Regions from separate parts of the Homo sapiens genome. Here region 2 is linked to region 1. A link is an interaction called in ENCODE POLR2A ChIA-PET data of the cell type or tissue named here. Cell type or tissue: PC-3. All regions are shown on one strand. Each heading gives the region's core, and the rest is flanking DNA. Links, peaks and the distances in the headings are about the cores only.

What was found. Peaks named below come from ENCODE experiments on the same cell type or tissue, not always from the same donor. Only the 100,000 strongest peaks of a DNase experiment are listed, where the experiment ranks them.
Region 2: POLR2A ChIA-PET joins it to region 1 with 10 read pairs; 5 of 35 experiments call an interaction of 5 or more read pairs at or near these places.

Annotation. Positions count from the first base shown.
Region 1 is chr5:39,239,182-39,254,936 of GRCh38, forward strand. It overlaps a transcript of FYB1 not described here. Among named protein-coding and RNA genes, the nearest start is that of FYB1, 27 kb to the left of the region's middle. RefSeq lists a silencer at 3,155-3,344. In PC-3, for the core only: no CTCF peak of the experiment used is centred there; no DNase peak of the experiment used is centred there.
Region 2 is chr5:39,181,745-39,197,499 of GRCh38, forward strand. All of the region lies in intron 2 of FYB1 (FYN binding protein 1), which reads right to left. Among named protein-coding and RNA genes, the nearest start is that of FYB1, 30 kb to the right of the region's middle. RefSeq lists an enhancer at 12,803-13,097. In PC-3, for the core only: no CTCF peak of the experiment used is centred there; a DNase peak (open chromatin) is centred at 6,537.

The DNA of each region.
Region 1 (15,755 bases), core at 3,164-11,163:
ATGGCCAGCCCACAGCCAACATCATACTAAATGGGCAAAAGCTGGAAGCATTCCTTTTGAGAACCAGAACAAGAAAAGTATTTTCACTCTCACCACTCCTATTCAACATAGTACTGGAAGTCCTAGCCAGAGCAATCAGGCAAGAGAAAGAAATAAAAGGCATCCAAATAGGGAGAGAGGAAGTCAAACTATCTCTGTTTGCAGATGATATGATTGTACAACTAGAAAACCCTATAGTCTCTGACCAAAAGCTCCTAGATCTGATAAACAATTTCAGCAGTTTCAGGATACAAAATCAATGCATGAAAATTAATAGCAATTCTATACACCAACAACATCTAAGCTGAGAGCCAAATCAAGAATGCAATCCTATTCACAATAGCCACAAAAAGAATAAAATACCTAGGAATACAGCTAACCATAGAGGGGAAAGATCTCTACAGTGAGACTTACAAAACACTGCTCAAAGAAATCAGAGATGACACAAACAAATGGAAAATCATTCCATACTCATGGATTGGAAGAATCAATATTATTAAAATGGCCATACTGTCCAAAGCAATTTGCAGGTTCAATGCTAATTCTATCAAACTATAAATGATATGGTTTACAGAATTAAGAAAAACTATTTTAAAATTCACATGGAACCAAAAAAGAGCCCAAATAGCCAAAGCAATCTTAAGCATAAAGAACAGAGCTGTAGCCATCACATTACTCAATTTCAAACTATACTATAAGGCTACAGTAACCAAAATGGCATGGTACTTTCTGCCTTTGAGTCTGTACAAAAACAGACACATAGACCAATGGAATGGGATATAAAGCCCTGAAGTAAAGCTGCACACCTACAACCATCTAATCTTTAGCAAAGTCAATATAACAAGCAATGAGGAAAGGACTCCATATTCATAAATGGTGCTGGGATAACTTGCTAGCCACATGCAGAAGATTGAAGCTGAACCCCTCCTGATACCATATACAAAAGTTAAGGCAGTATGTATTAAAAACTTAAATGTAAAACCTAAAACCATAAAAACCCTGGAAGATAACCTAGGAAATACAATTCTGGGCATAGGCCCTGGCAAAGATTTCATGACAAAGATGCCAAAAGCAACTGCAATAAAACCAAAAATTGACAAATGGAACCTAATTAAACTAAAGAACTTCTGTGCAGGAAAAGAAAATCTCAACAGAGTACACAGACAATCTATAGAATGGGAGAAAATGTTTGCAAACTATGCACCTGACAAAGGTCTAACATCAAGAATCTACAAGGAATTTAAACAACTTAACAAGCCAAAATCAATGCCATTAAAAAGTGGGCAAAGGACATGAACAGGCACTTCTAAAAAGAAGACATTCATGCAGCCAACAAAGCATATGAAAAAATGCTCAACAATACTAAGCATCAGAGAAATGAAATCAAGACCGCAATGAGATACCATCTCACACCAGTCAAAATGTCTGTTATTAAAAAGTCAAAAAATAACAGATGCTGGCAAGATTGAGAAGAAAAGGGAACATTTACACAGTGCTGGTGGATGTGTAAATTAGTTCAGCCAATGTGGAAAGCAATGTGGCAATTTCTCAAAGAACTTAAAACAGAAGTATCATTCGATTCAGCAATTCCATTATTGGGTATATACCCAAGGGAATATAAATCATTCTACCACAAAGACACATGCATGTGTATGTTTATCACAGCAATATTCACAATAGCAAAGATACAGAGTCAACCTGAACACCATTCAGTGGTAGACTGGATAAGGAAAATGTACATATACACCATGGAATACTATGCAGCCATAAAAAAGAATGAGATCATGTCCTCTGGAGCAACTTGGATGGAGCTGGAGGTTATAATCCTAAGTGAACTAACACAGAAACAGAAAACCAAATACTGCATGTTTACACTTCTATGTGGGAGCTCAACATTCAGTACACATGGACTCAAAGAAGGGAACAATAGGGCCTACTTGAGGATAGGAGCTTAGAGGATAGAGAGGATCAAAGGAATGCCTATTGGGTACTATGCTGATTACCCACCTGGGTGATGAAATAATCTGTACAAAAAACCCCTGTGATGCACAGTTTACCTATGTAACAAACCTTCCCATGTACCTCTGAACCTAAAATAAAAGTTAGATAAATAAATAAATAAGGCATCACTACAACAGGGTGTCCAGGACCTATGAGTCTGGTCCATGGAAAATGTAGAGGGGGACATAAGCTTCAGTTCTACGCCCTGATTCTGAGACTGTACATATTCACATCAGCTTATTCCCCACCTTCCTGTGTATGTGCATCTCCACTTTTTTCCCTTCCTCCTACCTCTCCTTCCTCAAAACCTAGAGTGATAAATAGGTGGTAGAAAGGATTAGGGGGAGTGCAGTCAACATAGGGAGTGGGCAAGGGCACTACCCTATTTCCTTATTTCTCCTCATTTTTAAGGATGGGTCTATACTGGCAAAAGACCAGGTATGGTTGAGTTGGCTGTGTCCTGCACAACCGTAAGAGGTGCCATGCACAATGCTACATATGATACAGACCACTCCTAGTGGGAAATCCACCTGATTTGAAGAGCAGTGTATTGGAAAGGAGCCTCATGGTTCAGGCTCTTCTGAATTCTTCCTGTTACAGTTTAAGCTCTTTTTTTTTTTTTTCCTGGAGGGCATCTTTTTAATAAAGATTTGTTCATAGAATTTGTTATTTAAGGTACAAGTCTCTTGTAAACTTACATTAGAGCTGAAAAGGAAGTTTTATTAGGCCAAAGATGTTGCATTACTTTTTCTTTCAGCCATATTCCCTCCAAATTTTTCAGTCACCTTGAGAGGTTTCAGAAATCCTTACATGTTTCATTCCAGGAACTGTTAAATCACTATTTTTTTTCCCTCTCAGTTGAAACAAAGCCAACTTTTAGATAGCCTCAAAACATTTTTCAATCTATTTTAACAATTTTCTTTTTTTTATTATTATACTTTAAGTTCTAGGGTACATATGCACAATGTGCAGGTTTGTTACATATGTATACATGTGCCATGTTGGTGTGCTGCACCTATTAACTTGTCATTTACATTAGGTATATCTCCTAATGCTATCCCTCCCCCCTCCCCCCACGCCACGACAGGCCCCAGTGTGTGATGTTCCCCACCGTGTGTCCAAGTGTTCTCATTGTTCAATTCCCACCTATGAGTGAGAACATGTGGTGTTTGGTTATTTGTCATTGTCATAATTTGTTGAGAATGATGGTTTCCAGCTTCATCCATGTCCCTACAAAGGACATGAACTCATCCTTTTTTATGGCTGCATAGTATTCCATGGTGTATATGTGCCACATTTTCTTAATCCAATCTATCATTGGTGGACATTTGGGTTGGTTCCAAGTCTTTGCTATTGTGAATAGTGCCACAATAAACATATGTGTGCATGTGTCTTTATAGTAGCATGATTTATAATCCTTTGGGTATATACCCAGTAATGGGATGGCTGGGTCAAATGGTATTTCCAGTTCTAGATCCCCGAGGAATCACCACACTGTCATCCAGAGTGTTTGAACTAGTTTACAGTCCCACCAACAGTGTAAAAATGTTCCTATTTCTCCACATCCTCTCCAGCACCTGCTGTTTCCTGACTTTTTAATGATCGCCATCCTAACTGGAGTGAGATGGTATCTCATTGTGGTTTTGATTTGCATTTCTCTGATGGCCAGTGATGCTGAGCATTTTTTCATGTGTCTGTTGGCTGCATAAATATCTTCTTTTGAGAAGTGTCTGTTCATATCCTTTGCCCACTTTTTGATGGGGTTGTTTGTTTATTTCTTGTAAATTTGTTTAAGTTCATTGTAGATTCTGGATATTAGCCCTTTGTCAGATGAGTAGATTGCAAATATGTTCTCCCATTCTGTAGGTTGCCTGTTCACTCTGATGGTAGTTTCTTTTGCTGTGCAGAAGCTCTTTAGTTTAATTAGATCCCATTTGTCAATTTTGGCTTTTGTTGCCATTGCTTTTGGTGTTTTAGACATGAAGTCCTTGCCCATGCCTATGTCCTGAATGGTATTGCTTAGGTTTTCTTCTAGGGTTTTTATGGTTTTAGGTCTAACATTTAAGTCTTTAATCCATCTTGAATTAATTTTTGTATAAGGTGTAAGGAAGGGATCCAGTTTCAGCTTTCTACATATGGCTAGCCAGTTTTCCCAGCACCATTTATTAAATAGGGAATGCTTTCCCCATTTCTTGTTTTTGTCAGTTTTGTCAAAGATCAGGTAGTTGTAGATGTGTGGTATTATTTCTGAGGGCTCTGTTCTGTTCCATTGGTCTATATCTCTGTTTTGGTACCAGTACCATGCTGTTTTGGTGACTGTAGCCTTGTAGTATAGTTTGAAGTCAGGTGGCGTGATGCCTCCAGCTTTGTTCTTTTTGCTTAGGATTGTCTTGGCAATGCAGGCTCTTTTTTGGTTCCATATGAACTTTAAAGTAGTTTTTTCCAATTCTGTGAAGAAAGTCATTGGTAGCTGGATGGGGATGGCATTGAATCTCTAAATTACCTTGGGCAGTATGGCCATTTTCACGATATTGATTCTTCCTATCCATGAGCATGGAATGTTCTTCCATTTGTTTGTGTCCTCTTTTATTTCGTTGAGCAGTGGTTTGTAGTTCTCCTTGAAGAGGTGCTTCACATCCCCCGTAAGTTGGGTTCCTAGGTATTTTATTCTCTTTGAAGCAATTGTGAATGGGAGTTCACTCATGATTTAGCTCTCTGTTTGTCTGTTATTGGTGTATAAGAATGCTTGTGATTTTTGCACACTGATTTTGTATCCTGAGACTTTGCTGAAGTTGCTTATCAGCTTAAGGAGATTTTGGGCTGAGACAATGGGGTTTTCTAAATATACAATCATGTCATCTGCAAACAGGGACAATTTGAGTTCCTCTTTTCCTAATTGAATACCCTTTATTTCTTTCTTCTGCCTGATTGCCTTGGCCAGAACTTCCAACACTATGTTGAATAGGACTGGTGAGAGAGGGCATCCCTGTCTTGTGCCAGTTTTCAAAGGGAATGCTTCCAGTTTTTGCCCATTCGGTATGATATTGGCTGTGGGTTTGTCATAAATAGCCCGTATTGTTTTGAGGTACGTCCCATCAATACCTTATTTATAGAGAGTTTTCAGCATGAAGGACTGTTGAATTTTGTCAAAGGCCTTTTCTGCGTCTATTGAGATAATCATGTTTTTTGTCTTTGGTTCTGTTTGTATGCTGGATTATGTTTATTGATTTTCGTATGTTGAACCAGCCTTGCATCCCAGGGATGAAGGCCACTTGATCGTGGTGGATAAGCTTTTTGATGTGCTGCTGGATTTGGTTTGCCAGTATTTTATTGAGGATTTTTGCATCAATGCTCATCGGGGATATTGGTCTAAAATTCTCTTTTTTTGTTGTGTCTCTGCCAGGCTTTGGTATCAGTATGATTCTGGCTTCATAAAATGACTTAGGGAGGATTGCCTCTTTTTCTATTGATTGGAATAGTTTCAGAAGGAATGGTACCAGCTCCTCCTTGTACCTCTGGTAGAATTCGGCTGTGAATCCGTCTGGTCCTGGACTTTTTTTGGTTGGTAGGCTATTAATTATTGCCTCAATTTCAGAGCCTGTTATTGGTGTATTCAGAGATTCAACTTCTTCCTGGTTTAGTCTTGGGAGGGTGTATGTGTCGAGGTATTTATCCATTTCTTCTAGGTTTTCTAGTTTATTTGCATAGAGGTGATTATAGTATTATCTGATGGTAGTTTGTATTTCTGTGGGATCGGTGGTGATATCCCCTTTATCATTTTTTATTGTTTCTATTTGATTATTTTCTCTTTTCTTCTTTATTAGTCTTGCTAGCGGTCTATCAATTTTTTAAACAATTTTCTTAAAGTTGTCAAATGCTAGAATCCAGAATTAATCATGAGTTATGTGTCTGTTGTACTGCAATTAAAAAAAAGTGTGTGTGTAGGAGGGAGTGGTATAAGAGAAAAAGAAAGAGAGAGAGATACTTTTCTTATCTGTATAGCAATCATATTTTCCTAATGCAAAATGAGATATAGGGTCAAAATACCTATAAATCTCTGGACTTAGCAGGTAGTTAATAAATATTTGTAATGTTTGTGTGGGTGTGTGTGCATCTTTTGCAGTCTGAGGTGGAAGGAATAGAGAATATAACTGATTAGTCTTTCCTGAGACAGAATGGAGAATAACATAACAATTGGTTAGATGGGTTATTCTTCTGAGCTTTTGAATGGGTTCTAGCTGAGAATTCACTATTGTTTCACATGGTCCTGACAGTCCCTGAGATTGAGAGGGCAGAGAAGCGGGTTCTATTAAGGGATATCCAAGAGCAGAGGATTTCTGGGTTGGATGTCCAGACAAGATGAGAAGGAAGAGGAAGAGGCTTTTTTTTTTTTTGAGACGGAATGTCATTCTTGTTGCCCAGGCTGGAGTGCAGTGATATGATCTCTGCTCACTGCAACCTCCACCTCCCGGGTTCAAGTGATTCTACTGCCTCAGCCTCCTGAGTAGCTGGGATTACAGGTGCCCGCCACTACAACCAGCTAGTTTTTGTATTTTTAGTAGAGACGCGGGTTTCGCCATGTCGGCCAGGCTGGTCTCGAACTCCTGACTTCAGGTGATTCACCTGCCTTGGTCTCCCAAAGTGGTGGGATTACAGGCATGAGCCACTGCGTCTGGCCTGGAACAGGCTTTTGTACAGCTTGGTGAGCAGTATTATTGTCCATTATAGATCTTTCTTTAAAGCAGTCTTCATTATAAGACAGAAGGGATGTCTACTTCTACTTTGTTTTTATTTAGAAATTTTGCAGCAACTCTGTTGTTCCAAGAGGAAAAAGAAAGTCTGCTTTTTTCTTTCTGCTTTGTTTTGTCCATGCCTAATCTAGAGAGAATAAGTGAAGTAGGTACCTCTGTTTGGGGTGGACCAGTGGCATGAGGATGAAAAGTGAGAAAACCCTAAGGAAGTAGGGGAAGCTTAGAGCCCACCAGATAGGGGACCCTGTGGCAAAGAGAGACCCTAACCTCAGAGTTGTTCTATGACTTCATCCATCTGTCCACTAACCCATAAAATTGTAGATGTTTAAAGCTCAAGTGTAAGATCTATGTTTTCTCTTGTATGCTAACCAACAAACATGATGGGCATATATTATATAATGAATATAATACTGTATGGTGTCAATTCAGCTTGGAGTTATTGCCAACCAATTCTGCTCCTGTCATAAGGATAATTTGGCATGATTAGTTAATTTTCCCTTAACAGCATCCTAAATGTTCTTAGCTTCTATCACAACTTTTTCCCAGGCAAAGTGAAAATATTTCCTGCCATGAAAGCTCCAAGTTAATACTGTCCATACACTGGTTTCACAGGGTTCCCTCTCTTATGTCTCACAGGTAATAGTTCTGAGAGTTGAAAGTGACTTTTATAGTGGAAGAGTGAAAATTAAAAGTCCACAGGTAGAGAACAAGTCCAGGTTAGACAATGTGTAGTATACCTAGATAAGGGAATCTTATTTGGCTATTAAAAAGATGTGATAGATCCATGTAAACTGAAAGGAAAAGATGTTTATGTTACAGAGTCACATGACAAAGACATGGTGAGGAGCAGAATGGAAACAGCATCATCTACTCAAGGCAGAATAATACAGAGGGTTAGAGCCTGGGCTTTGGAGCCAGGCTGCCTGGGTTTGGACTTCAACTCTGCCCTTACTGTGAGACCTCAAGCAAGTTACTTCTTTGTGCCTCAATTATGTCATCTGAAAATGGGAATAATGTTGACAATAGTACCTATCTTGTAGGATTATGTTAATATGTGTAAAGCCCATAAGATAATGGTGCACACACAAAATGCGTGTTCATATATATATATATATATATATATATATATATATATATATATATGACTATATACCATTTGTCAAATGAATAGCTTTTCTTTCTCTCCTTTCAACTGAGCAAAATAAGCCTTAAAATTTAAATAGTCCTCAGAAGGGTGACTGGCAAAGTAGGTCATTTTCTTGCCTAATGGATTATAGTTCCCAGATACTAAGTTTTGAAATGTTTCAAAGATTTTCTATTTTGTATATCTTTACTTGGCTTTGCATGATGAATAGTATTTTAAATTGTAACATACGGGGTATATATGGAAAGCTTATTCCTACATAATTTGACACATGATAAAATCTTTAGTACGTATGCACAAATAGAGTCCAATATACCATTTACCTTCAGCTCTTATTCAAAGGTTGTTAGACATAAGAAGAATAAAAATTCATAGTTTTGGCACAGTTCAGAAAACTGGGTTCATGTCAACAGATTAACATCCTAAAATGATAAGGACTATAATTTAAAAAGAAAAATCTCACCAAATAAAGGAATACAAGTGCAACTTCTAGAAAATATTATTTATATTGGATATTTTTTACCCCATACATATATTTATAGCCATTTTTCTTTATATGTCAATTGTGACATTTCACCATTTTTGAATATATTACATGGTGAAGTAAACATTCCAGGGTTAATTTCAGCAAATTTCACTTACAAAACATTTGTTGAGCATCTAGTATATGCCAGCACCATAGTGTGCTTTTAGAAAAGTTTGTACTAATAAACATTGAAAGTTTGATGCATTGGCAATAACTTTTTTTCTTGGCTTTGGGCTTACTTTCTTGTTTTTGTTTTGTTTTGTTTTGTTTTGTTTTCAGACAATCTGCTTTCTCTTCTTTGAGGTCTTAGGAATTTGCTCCAGCAGTTTAGAAAGAGTCAAAGCAAGCACATTGGTTACTCAAGTGTAATAAGAAGAAAGTTATTTCTATTTAAAGGAGTCCCTACTCTTGACCACTTTCTGGGTGGGTGGAGAGAGTCAGGTGGAAGCACTCCACAGCAGACTTCATTTGTCAAAGAACTATAAATAAAGAAAAGGGACTTACATGTTGAAAATAAGTTTGAATATAACATTAATTACTCTAATTGACTGATAACCATATAAATTAAGCTTCTGACACCAGCCAGGCACTGGATAAGGAGCTTTTTAAGCAAAGACAAATGCAGACAAGGATGCTTTTAGGGACTGGTTGGTGGAGACAGATAAGAGTGGAAAAAGTTTTCCTGGTAATATGATGGCACACTGAGGACACAAATGGAGAATATCCAGTTCTTTGAGGTGGGGAGAGGCAGGGCTTGACTGGGACAACAGGCTTCTTAGAAAAAGTGACACTTAGGCTGGGCTTGGTGGTGCCAGCACTTTGGGGGTCAGAAATTATGACATATGCTATAACATGGAGAAACCTCGAAGACGTAATGCTAAGTGAAATAAGCCAATCACAAAACAGCAAGTATTGGCCGGGTGCTGTGGTTCAATACTGTAATCCCAGCACTTTGGGCGGCTGAGGTGGGGATCACTTGAGGTCAGGAGTTCGAGACCAGCCTGGCCAACATGGCGAAACCCCGTCTCTACTAAAAATACAAAAATTAGCTGGGCATGATGGTGCACCCCTCTAATCCCAGCTACTCAGGAGTCTGAGACAGGAGAATCGCTTGAACCAGGGAGGTGGTTTTTGCAGCGAGCCGAGATCATGCCACTGAACTCCAGCCTGGATGATGAAGTGAGACTCTGTCTCCAGGTAGGGTAGCCTAAATATCTTAAATATTCCCCTTAGAATGGACAAAGATACCATTGGTGACAGTCTAGCACAACACTGTCCAATGTGGTAGCCATTAGCCACATGTAGCTATTTAAGTTTAAATTTTTGTTAATTAAAATTAAATAAAATAAACAATTTAATTCCTCAGTTGCACTAGCCACAATTTAAATGCTCAACAGTGAAATGTGGCCAGTGGTTATGGCACTGGGCAGTGCAGACACACATGACTTCTCCTTCATCACTGAAATTTCTCTTGGCCAGTGTAGGGAACAGTAAGCAGCCAAGCACTGCTGGAGTGTAAGGTTTAAGGGGGCTATAGCAAGAGCCAAACCTGGGGATAGAGGTTGTGGCCAAAGAATGCCAGCCTTACATGTGATATCATGAAGTTCTGACTTTATCCACTAGGCCAGATGTCAGCAAACATTTTCTGTAAGGGGCCTGATAGTAAATATTTTTGGCTCTTGAGACCACATGGTCTTTGCTGAAATGACGCAGCTCTGCTCTTGTAGTATGAGGGCAGCCATATACAGTATGTTAATGTGTGAACATGGCTATGTTCCAATAACACATTCTTTGTAAAAACTGACAATGGGCTGGATTTGTTCACAGCCATAGTTTGCTGACCCCTGCACTTGGCCTTTAGGAGCTATATGGAGGGTTGGAGCCAGAAATTTACATAATTAGAAAGACCATTCTAGTAGCAGAGAGGGATGGACTTAAGGGGTGAGAGATGCAAAACTATAATAGTGAGTCAAAGAGGACAAGAGCCTAAATTCTGAAAAAAGCCTATTGAACATAGTTGGAGAGAAAATGATGTGTATGTGTTTGTAAGTTTGGTGTCAGTGCACTGGTGGAAATGGAGAAATATAAAATGACTCAGAAGGTGAGGGATGCACTCAGCAAGTTACAGAATACAAGAGGAGGAACAGATCTGGTGAAAGATGGTGACTTCATCATGTGAGCCATCAGCAAAGAGTTAGTAGCTAATATGGTTTAGCTCTGTGTCCCCACCCAAATCTCATCTCAAATTGTAATCCCTATAACCCCCATGTGTTGAGGAAAGGACCTGGTGGGAGATGATTGGATCATGGGGGTGGTTTCCCCCATGCTGTTTTCATGATAATGAATGAGTTCTCATGAGATCTGATGGTTTTATAAGGGGCTCTTCTCCCTTTGCACTCTCTCTCTCTTTCTCTCCCCTGCTGCCATGTAAGACATGCCTGCTTCCCCTTTTACCATGATTGTAAATTTCCTGAGGCCTCTCCAGCCATGTGGAACTGTGAGTCAATTAAACCTCTTCTCTTTATAAACTAGCCAGTCTCGGCAGTTCTTTATGGCAGTGTGAGAATGGACTAATACAGGAGCTAAAGTCTTGAGAGAAGCAGAGAATGCTGAGGGAGGGCAGGCAGAGTGAGAGAGGGGCAAAGATGGTGCCTTGTGTGTTACCAAAATACAAAGTGTGATTCAAAGGATACTGAAAAGGACTTGTTAGAGACAGAGGGAGGAGAATCAGGGAAGAATTGTATTGCAGAAATCGAGGAAAGACTATCAAATGCCATCAACATGTTTAACAAGATTCCACTAGGTTTGATGATTAGGAAGCATTTTGGGAACATTATCCAGAATAGATTTTGTCAAACAAAATAAAACAAAAATATCACCATCAAAGTGTCTGGAACCTCCTTTTTTGAGTAGTATTAAGTGGAGCGATAGTAGGACTTTTCATGTTCTTGGTTCTTTTTCTTCTTTTGGTGTTAAATGGCAGGATTACTTGAAAGCAGAGAGACAATTAGGGTCCTTTGAATCTCACCTTGTAAATTCCATGGTCCCGCAATCACACTATCCTGGGACGGAAGGGCGGGCGAGATCTTATCACCTCTGGGGTGATCTCTGGAAACTTCTGGTGTGAGCTTCATGCTGCGAGTGCTGGGAAGTGGCTAGAAAAACTTTCAAAATGATATGATATTCTGATTTCAGGATAAGGAAAAACAAAAATGGATGACGTCTTAAGCTGAGATTTTATGCAATAACCATTCTTCATACATACAAATGTTTTACCCTGAAGTCACCTTAATAAAGAAACCAAATATTAACATCTTTAAGATGGAATCATGTCATTTTTGAGTGTTTTATTTGGCAATTTAATGGTCAAAAGATGAAAGGATTTCAAATGATGATTTATAGCAACCTTTGAGGATGATTATATTAGGAGAATATTTTACATGTCTTGTGGGTGAATGTATCTCACTCAAACCTTGAGTGATTTGTTGTTTAAAGTTTTAAATTTTAGAACCTGGAAAAACGGAAAATAGAGGCCTGTGATCTGCAACAGTGTTTCTTGAGATAATAAGAAGTAGTGTTTAATCCTGAAGGAATTAATTTAGACCATGAAATTATGAGAATGATACATAGCCCAACACTTTATAAGTTAATATAAATACCCTATAGACCACACTAGGGGAAAATTAAATTGAATTACAACAATGGTAACAACAAAAATATAATAAGTAGCCCTTCATTGCCAGAGACCACTTAGCTCACTCAGTTAGAGGGGAATCATTTGAACTGGAACTGTATTTACTGTGGGATTGGCTGATGCTCCATATGGGCTGCTCTCTACTCCCTGGCCAGATCCTGCCTTGACCTTAAAGCCATCCTGAGAATAGGTAGGGCTACTTGAGTAGTTGGAAAAAATCTCTAAAGAGCAAAGTGTGAAAAGTAAGGTGCACCCTATACATAGGAATGCTAAGAAAGAAAGCTAGACCCTGTATACTAATCCTTTTTTTTTGAAACAGAAAAATACAATTAGAATCAGAGCTAGGATTTAAGAACTAAGTAAAATTATTATAAAGTTTACTTATTTATACATGGATAAGGACATCAGTAAATGTTGTGAAAATAGAAGCAATGAGGGAAGGAATGAGGGACACTAGTTCTATTGGGTAATATAATGTAAAGTAGTAATTTAAAAGGTATGATAAAGGTACAAAAATAAAATATAGGGCCGGGTGCAGCGGCTCACACCTGTAATCCCAGCACTTTGGGAGGCCGAGGCGGGTGGATCACGAGGTCAGGAGATCAAGACCATCCTGGCTAACACGGTGAAACCCCATCTCTACTAAAATATAAAAAAATTTAGCCTGGAGTGGTGGCGGGCGCCTGTAGTCCCAGCTACTCAGGTGGCTGAGGCAGGAGAATGGCGTGAACACGGGAGGCGGAGCTTGCAGTGAGCCAAGATCGCGCCACTGGACTCCAGCCTGAGCGACAGAGCGAGACTCCGTCTCAAAAAAGTAAATAAATAAATAAAAAATAAAAAAATAAAGAAATAAAATAAAATATAGATGGCTCAAAACAGAGTCATAATGTGTAATAATTCTAAAGATAACAAAAACAGGGCATGTGTTGCAATAATTAAAAGGATTATGAAGAGTGTGTAAGAATGTGAGCTAATGTTTATGAATTAAACTTAAGTGAAAAAATAATATGATAATTATGCAAAATGCATATACTTGTAGATAAAGACTGAATGGTCACATAATATAAGGGAAATAGCTATGGCTGTGGAATTTTTTAAAATTTTCTTTAATATATTTTTGATCACACACACAAACACACAAACAATCTGTTATGCAAGGAAGGAGAAATCAATTGGTATAAATTCTTCCCAATTCTTTTTAAAAAGGTCAAAGCATATGTCTTAAGAGAAGGGCTCACAGTATCATTAGCACAGTTAACTAACAATCTGGTACCAACCTAGTAACACACATACAGAGAGAGACATGCAAACTCATACTAAGTTTATGAAACAGCAAGTTCTCTTTGTATTCTACCGCTAGACTGGGTTGGTGCCTTTCTTTTTACCCTAGAGAACTAGGAGAGTGGAATAGTTTAGACATAGGTTCTAGGGCCAGACAGTCTAGGATTGGATCTTTCTGGCTGCTAATCACTTAACTTCTCTCCCCACTGGTTTCCAGATTCATGAAATGGAGTAAAAGTAGTACCTCATCCAGGGTTGCTGCAAGAATTCAATGATTTGACATTTTAAAAATACTTACAACTGTGTCTGGCATAGGGGAAGCACTTAGTAAAATGTTAGCAATTGTTATTCATATTATATTTCTTATTTCCTAAAATACAAAGTTTAAAAAGTGATTTGAACCTTGATATAGCTCAGGACAATGCTATGCTTACAAGGGGTAGACAGAAACAATCCGATTTTTTCTATTCCTAAAGAAAAGTACACGTTTTACTGCTCACATTATCTAGTCTATTAAGCTAATTCTTTGAGATTCACTGAGATGACATTGCAGTGGTAATAAATAAGATACTTCCATAAAATTAGGAAACCATGTTTAAAATTTACAATGCAAGAATGTGAACTGATGGAAACTCCTTGAAGTAGATATATTAAAGATAACTCTCAAATATAAGTGAGTACTTATTTTCACATTTTAAAGACCCAAAGCCTAGTTTTATTCCCATGAAATAAAAATGTCTATAAACACTGCCAAAAGCCATCTGGGGAGTCCAGAACCTCTCCTGCTCTTCAGAGACTGAACCTATGACTCATCATGAATCCTTGGGAAATGACAACAACAAAATCTTTTTTTTAAAAAAAATATTTTAGGTTCAGGGGTTCATATATAGGATTGTTACATAGGTAAATGTGTGTTGTAAGGCATAGGATTGTTACACAGGTAAATGTGTGTTGTAAGGTATAGGATTGTTACACAGGTAAATGTGTGTTGTAAGGTATAGGATTGTTACATAGGTAAATGTGTGTTGTAAGGTATAGGATTGTTACATAGGTAAATGTGTGTTGTAAGGCATAGGATTGTTACATAGGTAAATGTGTGTTGTAATGTATAGGATTGTTACATAGGTAAATGTGTGTTGTAAGGGTTTGTTGAACAGATTATTTCATCACCCAGGTGTAAGCCTAGTACCCAATATTTTTCCTGATCCTCTTCTTCCTTCCATCCTCCACCCTCTGATATGCCCCAGTGTGTGTTGTTGCCCTCTATGAGTCCATGTGTTCTTATCATTTAGCTTGCACTTATAAATGAGAACATGTGGTATTTGGTTTTCTGTTCCTGTGTTAATTTGCTAAGGATAATTGCCTCCAGTTCCATCCACGTCCCATCCATGAATGAGGACATGATCTCATTATTTTTTATGGCTCCGTAGTAGTTCTATGGTGTATATGTACCACGTTTTCTTTATCCAGCCTACCACTGATGGGCATTTAGGTGGATTCCATGTCTTTGCTATTGTGAATAGTTCTGCAAAGAACACACACGTGCATGTATCTTTATAATAGAACAATTTATATTCCTTTGGCTCTATACTCAGTAATGGGATTGCTGAGTTGAATGGTATTTCTGTCTTTAGGTCTTTGAGGAATCGCCATACTGTCTTCTACGATGGTTGAAGTAATTTACACTCCCATCAAAGGTGTATAAGCGTTCTTTTTTCTCCACAACCTAGCCAGCATCTGTTATTTTTTGACTTTTTAATAATAGCCATTCTGACTGGTGTGAGATGATATCTTACTGTGGTTTTGGACAATGACAAAATCTAAGCAAAAACAGCAGGAGCTGAATCTGGCTTATATTTTCTGAAATAAAATTCTATTTTACAATTACAATCTCAGTGTTTCCCTAAATTAGCATATATTGGTTGGCATGAATATCCTCATTTCTATCTAGAAGGAGGATTTTGTTTTAAACTGTGTAGTTACTTATTAAGTTAGAAGCATGGTTTTGCCTTAATCAGAACAGGTTTTTGTAAAATTGCAAGCCTTGTGGAAAACATATTGGCAACTTGAGGCATGCAAAATAATATGGTGGAATGCAAAATAATTGGGAAGAAAATGCATCTGAAAACTAAAGGTGCTTGATGAGAATTTCAAGGCATTGACAAGAGAAATGCTGAAGACAGGACACACCAAATCAAGAGGGATTAGTGCTGGAGAGAGTGCAAAGTGGAAGTTTTCATGAAAAAAGAAAGTTGGAACCAAACATTAAAGGAAGTGCCAGACCTGATCTGGCAGAGGGGAAAGTGAAGGAGAAGCAGC
Region 2 (15,755 bases), core at 2,878-10,877, 58 kb before region 1:
CCACACAACCAATCCATTATTTTCTAGTGTAAGTATCTCCAAACCCAACCTCTTTTCTCATCTCCATGTCTACCTCCTTAATCGAGGCTCATGGATTACTACATGATCTCCTACTTCCTTTTTTAATTTTTTTTAATTGTGGTAAGAATACTTAACATAATGTCTACCCTCTTGACAAATTTTTATGTGCACAATACTTAATTGCTAACTAGAGCTGGATTGCTGTACAGCACATCTCTAGAACTTATTCATCTTGTGTAGCTGAAATCATGTACTGGCCTACTCCTGCTACTAGAAGAATTCTTCCCAAACATCAAAACCTCACCAGGTCACCCTCATGTTTAGGCTTAAGCCCCAAGTCCTTAACATGACATATAAGGTTCGGTTCCTGCCTAACTAACTCCCCAGTACCATTTTTTATTGCTTTTCCCTGCTTTCTCCTCACTGCAACCTCATTCATCTTCTTATCATTCCTCAAATAATGCCAGTGTGAACAGAGTGCAGGTGGCACATACAAATGCTTTTTGTGTGTGTGTGCATGCATGTGTGTGTGTGTGTGTGTGTGTGTGTGTGTGTGTGTGTGTGTGTGTGTGTGTGTGTGTATGTGGTCAAGTATCATGTACCGGTGCTATTTGGTTATGTCAAATTTTGAGGAAGCTCCCAGAGGTACTGTGCAGGTGCCTCAAAACAATAAAATAATGCTTTTATTTAGACCTGAGGTCTACCTTTGGTTAATATAAAATTTTAATTACATAAAGGCTTTCAAAAAGACTCAGGTCATGCACATCATTTTAGCTGGGTTAGTAAGTGTGACCCATGCAGGTACGATTTGGGAAGGCAGAGCTTCTTTTAGGAGAATCATCTTCCTTGCTAGGTAGTTCATCATAGAACCAATAGGTAAAAACAAGGAGCTATTATTTAAGGTCTTTGAAAGTCAGAGTACTTGGCACATGGGTGATGTCAAATATATTTAGTAGAATAAAGTGCCCAGTGGAGGCAGAGGAGTTAGTCTCTCCTTGTGCTACTACTTTCCCTACAACAGTTAGCCCTTCTGCCCTGCACGGCATTTGTGCTATTGTTTCCTTTTCCATTTGTTGTTATTATTAATTTTTTCAGGTGTTTCAGAAAAAAATTCATTATCCTCCAAAGTTGTTCAGAGCAGGGTTGTCTTCTTAGGAAAAAGGAAATAAGCTACAGACAGGTCTCATTCTAAGCAAAACTAAGTTGACAAAGTTTGTCTTCAAAAGTCCTTGTGTCTCCTATAGGTGTCTTGTTTCCTTTTTTGGGGGGTAGAAGGGATGGAGTTTCACCCTTGTTGCCCAGGCTGGAGTGCAAAGGCGTGATCTCGGCTCATCGTAACCTCCGCCTCCTGGGTTCAAGCGCTTCTCCTGCCTCAGCCTCCCGAGTAGTTTTATATTTTTAATAGAGACGGGGTTTCTCCATGTTGGTCAGGCTGGTCTCGAACTCCCAACCTCAGGTGATCCACCTGTCTCGGCCTCCCAAAATGCTGGGATTACAGGCATGAGCCACCACTCCTGGCCTTGTTTCCTTTTTTTAAGGTACGATTAAGCTCTAATCCAGGACTGGTTGTATGCAAGTCATCTTTAATTGCAACTAAAACCAAGCGTAATAGATACATTGGACCTGTTAGTATCTATCCCAAGGGTACTTGCCTCTTAGAGAAGCACTGGGTAGAGTGTCGAGCATAAAGGGAGAATGAATGTTGTCCCAAAAGTCTTGTAAGCTTCTACACAAGTGAACTGCCAAATGCTAGCTCTAGTATCACTTGAGGCAAGCCCAGCATCTACAGTGAGATGTTCTAGAATGATTCATACCAACTGCCTGGTTTACAGGAAGTTGTTTTCCTTGATATCTCTATTCTTCCATTCCTACTCTCTATGTGTCCCTAAAAAAATGAGTTTCTATAACAACTCAAAACAAGCTATTCTTGACTTTGTAAAAATCAAAAAGGCATTTGCCACTTAAAGATGGACTGATTTGGGTTAAAATGTTTCTATTGTCAGTATACATAAGAATCTCCTGGGCAAGTTATTAAAAATGGAGATACGTAGGCCTCAAAGCAAGATGTTCTGATTCAGGAAGGGGGCTATGGTGGTGGTGGAATAAGGGCAGGAATCTTCATTTTTAAAAAGCATCTAAGCTCATTCTGGTATAGATGATCCACAGGCCACATTGGGAGAAACACTGCCTTGAGGAATGATGGGTAAAAAGGAAATTTTATAATAGGTATCAGGTGAAATAATTTGAGATGATAAAAATTTATATGATCTACTGGCAAACCCAGTATTATATTACTATTTAGTAATTTAGAAGAAAAGGCAATTTTTGGTTTTCAGAAAGAAAGTAAATAATTAAAAATTAATTTTCTAGGGTAATTTTGTGATCTTATAAGAAAATGTGATTATATTATTCCCAAAAACTATCTAAAGCAGATTGTTGTCAAAGTTTTGAGGTAAATTATAATTCAACCAACTGATCAATGAAATCTGAAATATTTTGAAGTTCTGTTATTGAAATAGAAGAACAATATCTTAAGACAATAAAGAATTCAATTATTTAACAAAAAATAAGTTTTCTTCTATGAGGAGGTAGGTACACTTATCTTAATAAAATCAATAATGTTGTTTGACTTTATATGATTTCAAATTACTACAATGTGCAATTTTGAAAACAAAAGTTAAACGGGCTATTTTGGTGAGTTTGAACATGAAAATCCTAAACCACTGGGTAATACTCACAGACTACAAAAAGGTTAACTTTCTTGCCTTTTCAAGAAAATTTGCCAAGAATTCTCACATTGAATGGCTAGTTCATTTGAAGGAACAATTAATTTCATATTTGCAGAATATGCTATTGAATATGTTACTGCTATTGAAAACTGGACTTTAATATTCTTTGTTGAATCAAGATGCTGAAGTAACTTCCATCAGTTTGTTAGTGTTACTTAAAAAAAATCTCTTCAATAAATGTATACATTTCTTGATGATCCATCCTTTGCCCCCAAGTTCATTTTAATGTTGTAATAGAGATCACTTGTTGGATACAGGTTTTAAAACTAGTATGCTCTCAAAAGCAAGAGATGATGCACAACCTGTTCTAACTTAGTTATACAATTTTACAGAAATTATATGTATTTTATAATAAAATATTAATTCATTAATTATATGCCATGGACATCCTTCAGCATCAATATACATTCATTCTTTTCCCTAGATACAAAGTACTGTAAGTGAAAACAATTTTGACCCAGCTTTAGTTAACTTTAATTTTAGCTTATATGTTATTAGCGTTTATACTTTAATTTTGGAATCTAAGTTAAAATTCTCTTCAGATTTTCTAAGTCCTATGGATAGGGAAGAGTACTCATTAGATCAAGTAAACACTGCTTTCTCCTTGACCTATTTCAAGAATTGAGAAGCCCAGATAAATAATTAACTTCTTTAGGATGGTTGTCTTATTCTTACCATGTGCACACTCTTCATTGTTATCATAAATACACTGTCAATACCTGAGGATGATTGAATTTTTCACTCTTCTTTGCATTGTATAAACCTAAGCCTTAGGTGATTCTTTTAAGATAACCCATTATTTTTCTGATATTGATGCTTTGTAGCAGTTAAATGTCTTACCAATGTTTTCCCCCTTAGATATGTGATTAAAAGTTCCCAGTCAAGATGGTAGGCTGAGCTTCATGTGGCAGCAAGCTCTGCTCACCCTAAATCTCTAGAAAGGATAGAAAAGATAACTGACTAAAAAAAAAATATATATATATATATGATATATATGATATGATTGTGTGTGTGTATATATATACATATATACATATATATACATATATATACACATATATATATATACACACATATATATATATATACACACACACACATAATCACACTGGAAGTAAGAAAAAAAAGCAAACCCACAGTGTGTTAGAAACCATGAGGAATCCCTAAAAGATTTGAAGAGAGATCAGATCAACGAGGTAATAAAAGCCCAAAGAGAGCATGAGAGAGAGCTATAAAAGTTGGAGCCACTCCGTGAGGGTTCCGCACTCAGAGATGGAGAATATTGGGAGCAGGTAGGGGCCCATGGGTGACTACTTGAGGGTATGAAGCAGGGACAGCCGGGCACTTTTGACTTCTACACAACAGAAATACTGAGAACTACGAGTGAGCCCTTGAGTGGGCGAAGCTGAGCAGAGTCCCGCTGGCTGCCTTGTCCAGGAGGAAAGAGGAGCACCTGGATTGAAGACTGGCTGTCAAAGTGCCCCATGTCCGGGCACACTAACCCCACCCCTCTCTTCCCTCAAGCGGGCTGCACAAACAGAAACGGTGGACAATTGAATTCAAGCTCCACTAAAACATGAACACAAAATCAAGAATTTTCAAACATTGAAAAGGCAACACACACACTTTGGGAGGCGAAGGCGGGAGGATCACCAGGTCAAGAGATCGAGACCATCTTGGCCAACATGGTGAAACCCCGTCTCTACTAAAAATACAAAAATTAGCTGGGCGTGGTGGCACATGCCTGTAATCCCAGCTACTCAGGAGGCTGAGGCAGGAGAATCACTTGAACCTGGGAAGCAGAGGTTGCAGTGAGCCAATATAGTGCCGCTGCACTCCAGCCTGGCGACAGAGTGAGACTCCATCTCAAAAACAAAACAAAACAAAAAAGGCAACACTGAGAGAACAGCACTCTGAAGTCAACAAAGAGTAGAACTTATACCTAAGGAAACAGAGTAATACAGCAAGAGAGGCACAGGAAGAGACTGCATCTACAAGAGGATCAAGTTGATGTGATAATGAAAATCTTTATGTTATGTTTAAGCAAAACAAAATGTGATTTAACACCTGCAACAATTGGATGCTTTTTTTTTTTTTTTTTTTTTTTTTTACTATTATTGATCCCTGAGGCAGCAGCTGATAGCTATCATCTATTATTCATCTATTTCCATTGGGTCTTTATTTGAGTTTTTTCTCCTTTTATCCTTTAAAAATATTAATTAAATTGCTGCCAATTATTGTCTTTCTTTATGATGTACTAGGAACTGTGCTACGTGTTTTTACTACATTTCCTTTTAATCCTAACAATAATTCTATGACATAGTAGACTTATTATCCCCATTAGCAGATGAGAAAACTGAGGCTAAAAGAGGCCGAGAACCCTCCTTGGGGTCCTACAGTAATTGGTACAGCTGGTACTGGAACCCAAGTCTTTCTAATAACAAAGCAACTGCTCTTAACTCATGATAAAAAAAATGATTGTGAAAACTCCTACATTCTTCAAAACAAAAAAGTGGTCCTGTCTTCATAATACACCTCACTTCTCACAGATCGTTAAGTGCTCATTGCGCTTTTTGCAGGTTCTCCTATCAACTTCAAAGCAAGCTTAAAAAAAGCTTTCAGCTTACAAAAATACTGTGACACGCTTGAAAAAAATGTTTTTATCAGTGCCACATTCATCCTCTTCTTTTATCATTAGGCTCACAAACACAGGAGTCTGTCTACAGCATGAAAACTTGAGAGTGTTTTTCTTCAACTTGCTTATCTTTGAAGATCCAACGATAAAGCATTATAAAAGAAAGGCACCTTGATTTTAGGACAACTGCCTAGCTTGCTTTTGCATTGGTCTAATTTCTTGTAAGTACCGTATAAGCCTATTTTGAAGACTAGGTACTTAACATACTAAAACATCACTGAAGAACAAGATGAACATTGTTACTAAATGATGAGACATCTAGATAGTGGGGTAACTAGGCCAGTACAGTTGCACTTGGGCAATAATCAGTTTGGGAGCATAAAAAGATGCAGTGTTTTTAGCTCCTCTCATCTCTGAGACTTCCTGGTCAGTTTGGGCAGGTGGGAAGGGGTATCACCAAGCATGGAGAGCTCCTAAAGGAACAAGTGTGGTCATCTTGGGCAGGACTGTGGGCTCCATCGCCATTATGGCCTTTATCAACATAGAGGCAGCTCTTAGACTGACACCCAGTTATTCAGATTTTCAAAGTCTATTTGTTGTAGTGCTTCCATTTTTTTTCTTTGCCTTGCATACCACCAGTAGTGCTAAGTTTTTTTTTTTATATTTAATGAATAGTAATTATATGTGCCACCTGAAAGCACTGTGTGGAACAAACCTCAAGCCAATGCAGGGCAGAAGGGGGAACAAAGACATGAAAATGAAAGGGAATAGAAAACAGGAAAAAGAAAGAAAGGAAAGAGGGAGAGGGTGGCAAGAGTCGTTGATTACAGGTGTTCTGTGGGTAGAACACGTCACCACTCTTCCAGGCTGACGGTCAGTTGGTGTGCACTATCTACCAATTATTGAAGTAGTGAAGTTGCTGCAGCCCTCCAAAGGCCCCGATATCCCTCAGGAACCCTTGGACCTCTTTGTGATCCAGTAACTAAAGGGTTATTATCTGCCATAGCAAAGAACTTGTTCAGCTACTCCAAGTGGTCAGAGCTATGCCATGGAATATGTTAGATATTTGAGTAACACCTTTGCTCTTTCCCTCACTAAGCAAATTTTCAAGAACAACCACAGACCTACTTGTTTGCTTAAATGGATTATTCATTCATTTGCATGTTTTGATGTAATCACTAACTGCTAGTATCTTGGTTCAGTGTTACAGTATTTCTTTTAAGAAAAATATCTATGGCTTAGAAACCCTTCATCTCCCCACCAACCCTTGCACACCTAACCCCAACGTACCACCCCACAGCCCCCGTAGCCCCACTGCCCCCACTCTAATCCTTCTCATCAACTACAGCACTTTTTTTTTTTTTTTTTTTTTGAGACAGAGTTTCGCTCTTGTTGCCTAGGCTGGAGTGCAATTGTGCGATCTTGGCTCACTGCAACCTCCGCCTCCGGGGTTCAAGTGACTTTCCCAAGTAGCTGGGGTTACAGGCGCCTGCCACCACGCCCGGCTAATTTTTTGTACTTTTAGTATAGATGGGGTTTCACCATGTTGGCCAGGCTGGTCTCGAACTCCTGACCTCAGGTAATCCGCCCGTCTCAGCCTCCCAAAGTGTTGGGACTACTAGCGTGAGCCACTGCGCCCGTCTGACTACAGTACTTTTTAATGTGATCCAGGAACACCTTGCATTAGAATCATCTGGTGAAACTTGATAGCTATTCCAATTCCTGAGTTCCATCCCAGACCTCTTGAACTAAAAACTTTGGGGACATTCTTATGCAACTAGAAGTTTAAGAACCTTTGAAAGATGAAGGCACAATTTTGGTGTTTTTTCTTTTGCTTCTTCTGAATATATGACACATTCACTGTTAGAACCACTATCTGTCCTGGTCATCTTTCTCCTCAGAGATCCATTTAGAGCTCACAATGATCAGGAAGACAAGTAAGAGATGCTGGTTGTCTGGGGTATCCTTGTAATATTTTAACTCAGGAAAGAACCTGAAAGCTTTCAAATCCTAGGTCTGGCAGAAGAACGCCTTTTATGGAATTCCTTTTTTTTTTTTTTTTTAGGATCTCTGTTTATTAGGCATTGAAAATAAACAAAAAAGATGAAACAGCCTGACTGTCACATCAATTTGGGACAACTCAGTTTCCGTACTTGCATTGGAATTGACCAAATTGTCCTGAATATATTCTATTCATCAACAGTTCATTTCTAGTAATACAATGACTATCAATAGCAACAGAAAATAAACCCACTTCCTCCCCTGGCCATCTCTTCCCACTGACTTCTTCTGGGAGGAGGCCTTTGAATAAGAAACTTCTGCTAATATTCAGAGGAAGACCACAGCTGTGTTGAAGGGTTCAGCTTGGAGATAGCTGAACTATTCTGAGTAATAAAATGGAAAGAGTGGTTCTGGCTTTTATTTTTTTGCCTTTGGGAAGGATGGGTCAAAGAAATGAGGAAAAGAAAAAAGGGTGAGCTACAGGGAGAAGGCAGGAGCCTGAGTTACAAAATACCTGCTGTTTTTGAAGGACGGAGACTGCCAATATTTTACTTTTCCAGCTCAAGGTGCAATGTAAACCCCTCTGGCTCCTCAAACCTTCGGTGAAGCCTGTCCTGCACACACATGCCTTTGATAAGTGGTCTGCAGTGAAAACTAAGGGAAACTGCTGAGTCCTTGTTTAGGTTATTGCAGTATAGCACAGGGTCAGGGGGGCAATCCCCAAACCCATCCAAGTTAGAAGAAGCAGGAGCCGGAAGCTAGAAGTGACCTTGAGAAATTGAGCCAGTTGCTCCTTCATAGATCTGCAGAGAGCATCAGATTTTTTGAATAACACACAGGATGATGTTTGGAACTAACTTTGTCCTGATTTTAAGGAGCACGGTAACATAGCTTTTATATTTCCTACATTGGCTTTTCTACTTTAAAATAATGTTGATGCTTGTAATTCTCTGTGCTTTCTCAGTAGTTCAGAATTCAGCAATCTCTTCAAATGGATTGCTCCATAAAGCCCAGTATTTTCTGTGGGTTTCACTGACCGAAAAGAAGGGAGATTTGCAATGATGGTTGAAGGAATAAAAAAGAATTAAGATTTTTGAGAAAGAACACAGTTTAGAAGATGAGAAAGAAGAAGAAAGTGGGAAAATGGGAGGGAGAAAGTTGGTTGGGGGCAGGTGATGGAATGTTCCTTGCTAGGTTTTGTAGCACAGGCTGCTCCACCCAATCCTGAGGAGCTATGGACAATCTTAGGGTTAGTGGGGAGAGCAGGGCCCCCAGCTGGTAGGTACAGACCTAGTGGGAGAACTGGACACTGTACCTGGTTGCATGCCACTCAGCCCGAGAACAACTAATTTCTCCCCATGAGGACTAAGAACTCCCAGATTCAGAGAAATCAAAGGCAGCCCCTTGCTACAAAGAAATGAAACTTGCTGCTTGTTAAATGGCTTGTATCAGGTCTAGAAAATTCTCTTTAACTCAAAGAAACAGCGATTACTGAAATGCATTCTAAAGGCTTGCCTTATTCTCCTTCCACATAAAACTGCTTTTTGAAAAATGACTGAGGAGCAAACCATGCTTATTTGTGTGTGTGTGTGTGTGTGTGTGAGAGAGAGATGTTGGCTTTGTTACACACATACATCTCACATCTGGTTTCTAGATGAACCAGAAGTGAGAGGCTGGAGAGGTGGGAGAAACAGAAGTCCTGGAGAAGCTGCAATCTAGATCCTCAATGACTGAGAGCACATGAGGCAACCTCAACTTTTTAAAGGTGACAATTTCGAAGAGAAATAGGAAGTACTGCAGGATTGTAAAACAAACACTAAGGGAGATTCTTTTTCCACAAATACAGGTTTCTTTCTCCTCCCAATAATTGTCGATTACCTTCTATTCCAGAATAAGAAAAACAAATACTCAAACATGGTATGGATGTCTGTCTGAGAGATTTATCTGCTTTGCCATTTTTTGGGGACAGATTTTTAATTGCCTGGTTGTAACTAATCATATCGCCACACAGGTTGCTTTTGAAAACCAGGGGAGCTGTTTTATTCTTCTGATAATTATAAGAAAAACAAGAAAAGAGAAGAGAAGCGTGTCCCTCTTTACCTCCATAGACCTACTGCCACCCCTGGAAACACACAGGCTCTGTTGCCAGGACCAAGGCTGAAAAAGCCGTTGTGGTGTGCAGTCGTGCAGCTGCAGAGAGATGTGGACTGTTATAATAAATACAAACAGCTGATTCTACAATGCAGGTTCTTACTTTGGGGAGAAGGAAACCTCGTATGGTTTTTGGTTTCGATTTTTTTCTATAACCAGATGTCTCATCTTCGGTTACTTTTTCCTGATAATATCTATTGCTATTGAGTGTTCTAGATGTTTTTTTCTACCTTTGATATGCCAGACAGAATGAAGTATAATCTTTCTCCCTTGGTGGCAATTTAAACAAAGAGACATATTTCTTATCTATTTACTAGTGGTTAATATAGCAGTTAAATGTCTCCAACTTTTTAACTCTTTTTCTGTCCCTTATTCCTCAGATGCTGGAAAAACAAATAATCTATTGTTCTAGATGATTCCCTGGACTTTAAAGCCACGCCATAAATATCATTATTGTGCCTTGTCTGAAAGGACAGAAAATTTCCAGTATTTTTGTAAAAATAGATAGATGGATTTTTGCTCATGAGGCATAATTTTGTTCTTCCAATAGCTGGAATTACTCTTTTGTTAAAGAAGTCAATTTCATTTTGTTTTCAAAACAAAAAGCATGCACAAAGACATTCTTCTGGCATAGAAATCCATCATATCAGAAATAGTTTTAATCAAGGCAAAGAAGAAGCCTTTAATGGCAAAAGCGTATTTATCATCTAATCATTTATAAAAGGGTTTTATTTGACTTGGCTTGGAAATTGTTTTAGCAGATTGTATGAAACAAGGCACCTCCTGCAGACTGAATCATAACACATACATTTGTCCAATATTCTTAGCTAGTTTTAAACATTTGATGTGTGTATGCACAATCGAAAGGAAGTCAGAAAGAGCCTTTATTTTTAATTATTATACTCATATGTATTTGTATTTCATTAAAATTTCTTTTCGCTCTCCTTTTTTGAAGTAAATTATAATTTCATTTTAATGCTTTTAATATTTTAGAGGTTATATAATTTTGATCAAATTAGGTAAATCATCTCACAATGCATCTCATACTTTATTTGAGGGTAATGTATTTCAAATTTTATTTATTTCAGCAACTGTAAAAACATTTATTTATATTACAAGTGGTCATATCTTCTTGTAGGCTACTAAAGTTGATACAATGCCAGTTGAATGGGCAATATTTTCTTATTTTTTGAGATGCTTAAACATATATCAGTTTTATCCTCTTGATTGCAGGAAGAGTTCTTATAACAAGGGCAAATCATGGCATATTGCCCTAAGCTATGCTATTTGGAAACTTCCTTTCACATAACTAAGAAAAGCGACAGTTCCTCTTAAAGCAGGGTGAGGATAACTATATTAAGGGAACTCTTCCCTGTAAACTAAATGATAAGTATGGACTATTGTTGAGCTAAAGTTAATATTAAAAGAATAGCTGGTGCCTGAGCAGAAAGAATCTTGAAGGTCAAATTGAGTGTGCAGCAGGGAACCAGGACCCTAAATGTGCCAAGGGAACTTTTCAATGGCAAAGTCTCTGAAGTTGAGGAATCTACCTTTCTCATAGGCCAGCTCCAGGGGCCTTCCCCTTGTCGTGGCTCACTCTCCCATCCAGTGTTCTGTTCACCTCCTCCTCTAAGTGGATTGGCTGATTAAAGGCTTACACAATGATGGCCCTCAAGGCATTTGCAGGTTAGGAGAGGGCAGACTCTATCACAGTCCAGGCATCCAGACCTGGAACTTCCCCATACCCCACTGGGATCATGTCCACAAGACTCCTCAGAGTAGGAGACTTGGGGAGGGGTTAGAGGACACCTGAGTGTCCTTGACCAGTGAGCATGGTCCAGAGAGCATGGAACAAGGCTTGGGGTGGGCACTCAATGCATGTTATTAATAGTTCTGCCATCTTGCTGTCTGCCTTGTGAGGGAGCAAATCGATGATCTTTTTGGAAATGTTGATCCTTAGACTATAATTTAAGTATTTAGTTGGTATTTAAAAATGAGGATGGGAAATTTCAGAGTGTCCCTCCTCCAATTCCCAAGTTAAAAATACTAAAAAAGAAAATAAGTCAAGGCAAACATTATCTAAAACTCACTAGCGGTCACCTCACAAGAAAGGGAAGATAACATCATGCATAAACTTCAAAAAGTCATGGCTAAGGGAAGAAATAGAAGGTTCTGGTGCCACCGGAGGAGAGCTAACCTTCCCACCTGTTCTCTACATCCAGAAGCAATACTGGGGGAAGACAGTGGTTCTAGACAAGCCTGTGAATTCTCTCTAATACACTCCAGGTTGGAGAAGCAAACTGTAAGGTGAGTGAGCAGCCTGGGAAGGTCAAGGAAAATCCTTCAGCATAAAAGTCCTAAATACCACAACAGGATCACACGAGAGGCAGAAGGGGGATGAGCTGCCAGGGCTGGCCCTGCCCTGGTACAGGGCACTGAATGAGATCTCAGAAAATGGAACGGAATCTGGGTCCCCAGTAAGGACTACCCTGGAGACGAGCACAGCTAACATTTATGCCACAGAAGAGTGGATTCAAAGTCACACTCAGAACTCAAATCGCAATTCTGAGGGGAAGGCAAATTTATCACACTGGATTAGAACTTGCAGATGCACTTGTCATCCATCAGCCAGATCAAAAGAACTAGTGTGACCCCTATTCATATAGCACAGTAAATTCCTGAGAGCCTGAGAGAATACTGATAAAATGATTGACACAGACATATCCTGGCTAAGATTCTTGACCTTAAGGACAAAGATTTCTTTGGAAATCCAGGCAGAAAAGCAAATCATTTTCAAAGAGGGAAATTTAGGTTGTCTGCATACTTCTCCACAGTAAATTTAAATGCCAGAATCTTGAAATAAAGACCATGTAGACTGCTTATAAAAATGAAACATTAGCTGGGTGCAGTGGCTCATGTCTGTAATCTCAGCACTTTGGGAAGCTGAGGCAGGAGGATTGTTTGAGGCCAGGAGTTTTAGACCATCTTGGACAACAAAGCAAGACTCTGTCTCTACAAAAAATTTAAAAAATACTAAAGCTGGACGTGGTAATATGTGCCTGTAGTCCCAGCTATTCGGGAGGCTGAAGTGGAGGGATTTGTGCCCAGGAGTTCAAGGCTGCAGTGAGCTGTGATTGTGCCACTGCAGTCCAGCCTGAGTGACAAAGCAAGACCCTGTCTCAAAAAATAAAAAAGAAAGACAGAAAAAGGAAGGAAGGAAGGAAAGAAGGAAGGAAGGAAGGGAGGATATCTTGCATTAAAAAAGACCAACGGATGCTGCTGGGATAGGAAACAAGAGGGAACAGTTTGTTTGCTGGCTTATCTTAGAAGAGCAGAAGAAAGAAGTTTCAAAGAGGGAAGATTAATAGGGGTAGTTCGTAAAATTTGACCAGGGACAGTGTGGTTAAGGGAAGAGAGTCTTTCTGAGGCATTTCGATTATGGGGTTAAACCCAGGTAAGCTGCCTGATTAATAGTAAGTGTGTTCCTCAGACACGTCAACATGCACCAGAAGGAAGAAGCCCTGGAGGTCTTCTGGACAACTGCTTTTTCAGGGATTAAGGAGGGTGGGTGGAATAAATTGGGCTCGGGCTGGAGTAAAAAGAAGAGTGACACCAGCCACAAAGTGTGCACCAGGTCCTGGGAGAACGAGCGTGCAGGGTGTGCTGAGGGCCTGGCTGTTACCCGAAGCTGAACCACGCCGTTGAGCAACTCCAAATTCCAGTCTGTGTATGAGAGAGCTTTGCCTCCAGTGATTCAGTGTCCTGTAATAGTCCAGTCTGTGAGCCGTTTCAGTCAAAGCATCCCGGGATCTCTTCTTTTTGTATCATGTTCTTACGTTCCCAGTGCACAGTGACATATTAATACTTGGAGAAATCTTGCTTTAAAGAATAGCACTTACCGCTACGTTTCTAAAATGTGAACATAGAATCCTTTTTCCCTGTGGTGGCTAGGAGCAACAATTTGGAAAATACTGCCACATGCTGATATAAAACAGTTTTCAATATGTAAATATCTAATAAGGTCATGTTAAGAGAGTACACATAAAAGGAGAATGGGGGGAAAAAGAAAGGTGATAGCTTTGGGGCCTGTGAAGGAAAATCTTACCCACTCCTGGAAACAAGTTACTTGCTGGTGAAAATAGCCCAGGCACCTTTTGGTTTCAAGTTGTTGTAGGCTGGATTAGTTAAATGATACATACACAGATGAGGAGGGGGCCATCAGTCTTTTGTTAATGCCCTCTGGGGCCCTCGCCTTACACCTGTTGCTGTCAAGGTGCTTAACTGATCATTCCTATAGCTAACATATGGAAAAAATCAGTCTTGGTCTCTCAGCAGTATTAAGAACAAGACTAGAAAAAAGGGTCAAACTGAATATTTCCCAGCAGGTTTTTACTAAATCATACATGCAAACCAATAGTCAGGCCAGGGATTCTTATGAACCCAAACTTTGGTGAGGCATTGTGTTGACACATGGGAAGAAGCCCTTTCAGAACTGGCTCAGGACCCAAAAGGAAGCAAAGGAAAGGTTAGTTCAGAGAATATTTTGATATTTTGGGTTTTTTTAAAAAAAACGTTTAGTCTTTTGTAACCTTAAATTGTTCTTAGGAAAAAAAAATTTAGCTTCATGATCAGAAAGCAACATGTTAGAGTCAAGCTTACAGTTTACAAGGAAGGGAGCTCAATAGATCTGCAAGATAGACCCTCTCTTATAACATTTATTTTGTGTCCAAGCTCCATTCAGTTGAGTACAAGTCTACTGGCAGGGGTTATCTATTGTGTTAAAACAATTGCTAAGCTATAGAGTATTAAAATCTAATACTGAACAAAATCTGGGAGTAAATAAATTCTAGTTAAATATAATTCTTTCTTTTTTTTTTTTTTTTTTTGAGATAGGGTTCGCTTTGTCACCCAGGCTGGAGTGCAGTGGTGCAATCTCGGCTCACTGCAACCTCCACCTCCTGGGTTCAAATGATTCTCCTGCCCCAGCCTCCTGAGTAGCTGGGAGGTGCGCACCACTATGCCTGGCTAATTTTTGTATTTTTGGGGTTTCGCCATGTTGGCCAGGCTGGTCTTGAACTCCTGATCTCAGGTGTTCAGCCCGCCTCGGCCTCCCAAAGTGCTGGGATTACAGGCATGAGCCACCGCACCCGGTCTGGTTAAATAGAATTCTGTGAAAGAATAAACTTGAGAAGCTAACAAAAATTTATATTACTTTTGTACTCCAAATGAGAGAATGGCAAGCAGACTGGCTTCTGTCTTCATGGAGCTTATAGTGGTATTTACAAAACAGACAACAAACAAAAGGCATGTTTCAACCAAAGGCCACAGAAAGGGAGAGGAATGAGGATTTTGGGAGTTTCATTTATGCTTGATTCATTGTCTTGTGATATTCTGTGTTTGAAGAGAGGCAGCCCAGCACGAGGAAGTGGAATGCGGGTGGGAACACAGTCTGCGGAATCAGAAAGACATGAGATTGACCCCAGCCTTGTTTAGTCATGTTATGCCTTTGGGCAAGTTACCTAACCTCTCTGAGCTTTAGTTTACTCATAGAATTCCTATTCATGGCTTGAGAGGAATAAACGGCATAATGTGTATGTGGTATATAGCAAGTCCTCAATAAATGATGAATATTTTTAACAGTTAATACATTGGGCAAAGATGATGAGATGGAGGGTATATCTGGGGAAGAGGTTTAAAGAATTGGATGAGAACCTGGAAAGGAAGAAATGAGGTAGAAGGCTATGAAAACAGTATTAGTTTAAAAGGCATATAGAGTTATTAGATGAATGTTTGTTAATTTGAACACTAGTATAATTACTTCTAACAAGAAAAAATAGTCTTTTTGGAGTCTCTGCATTCACTGAGCAAGGCATTTCATTTTGCTCCCGTCAATAACTATTAAATCTTAGTGAATAAATATTTAGTAATAGAATCTCATTTTTTCTAAAGCATAGAATCTCTCTTCTTTCCCATTTTATTACAAGCAAATAAATAATTTTCTAATTATACCATGCAGCAAATAATTTATCTGGAAGCCCTGTTATATGAAAATTCATGCCTAGTCAGGTGTGTTTAGGGCATTTTTTGTTGGAGTTCATGTAAAAACTCCAATCTCAAAAAATTTTAGGGTCTGTAGCAGCACACTAAGAAGCATTTTC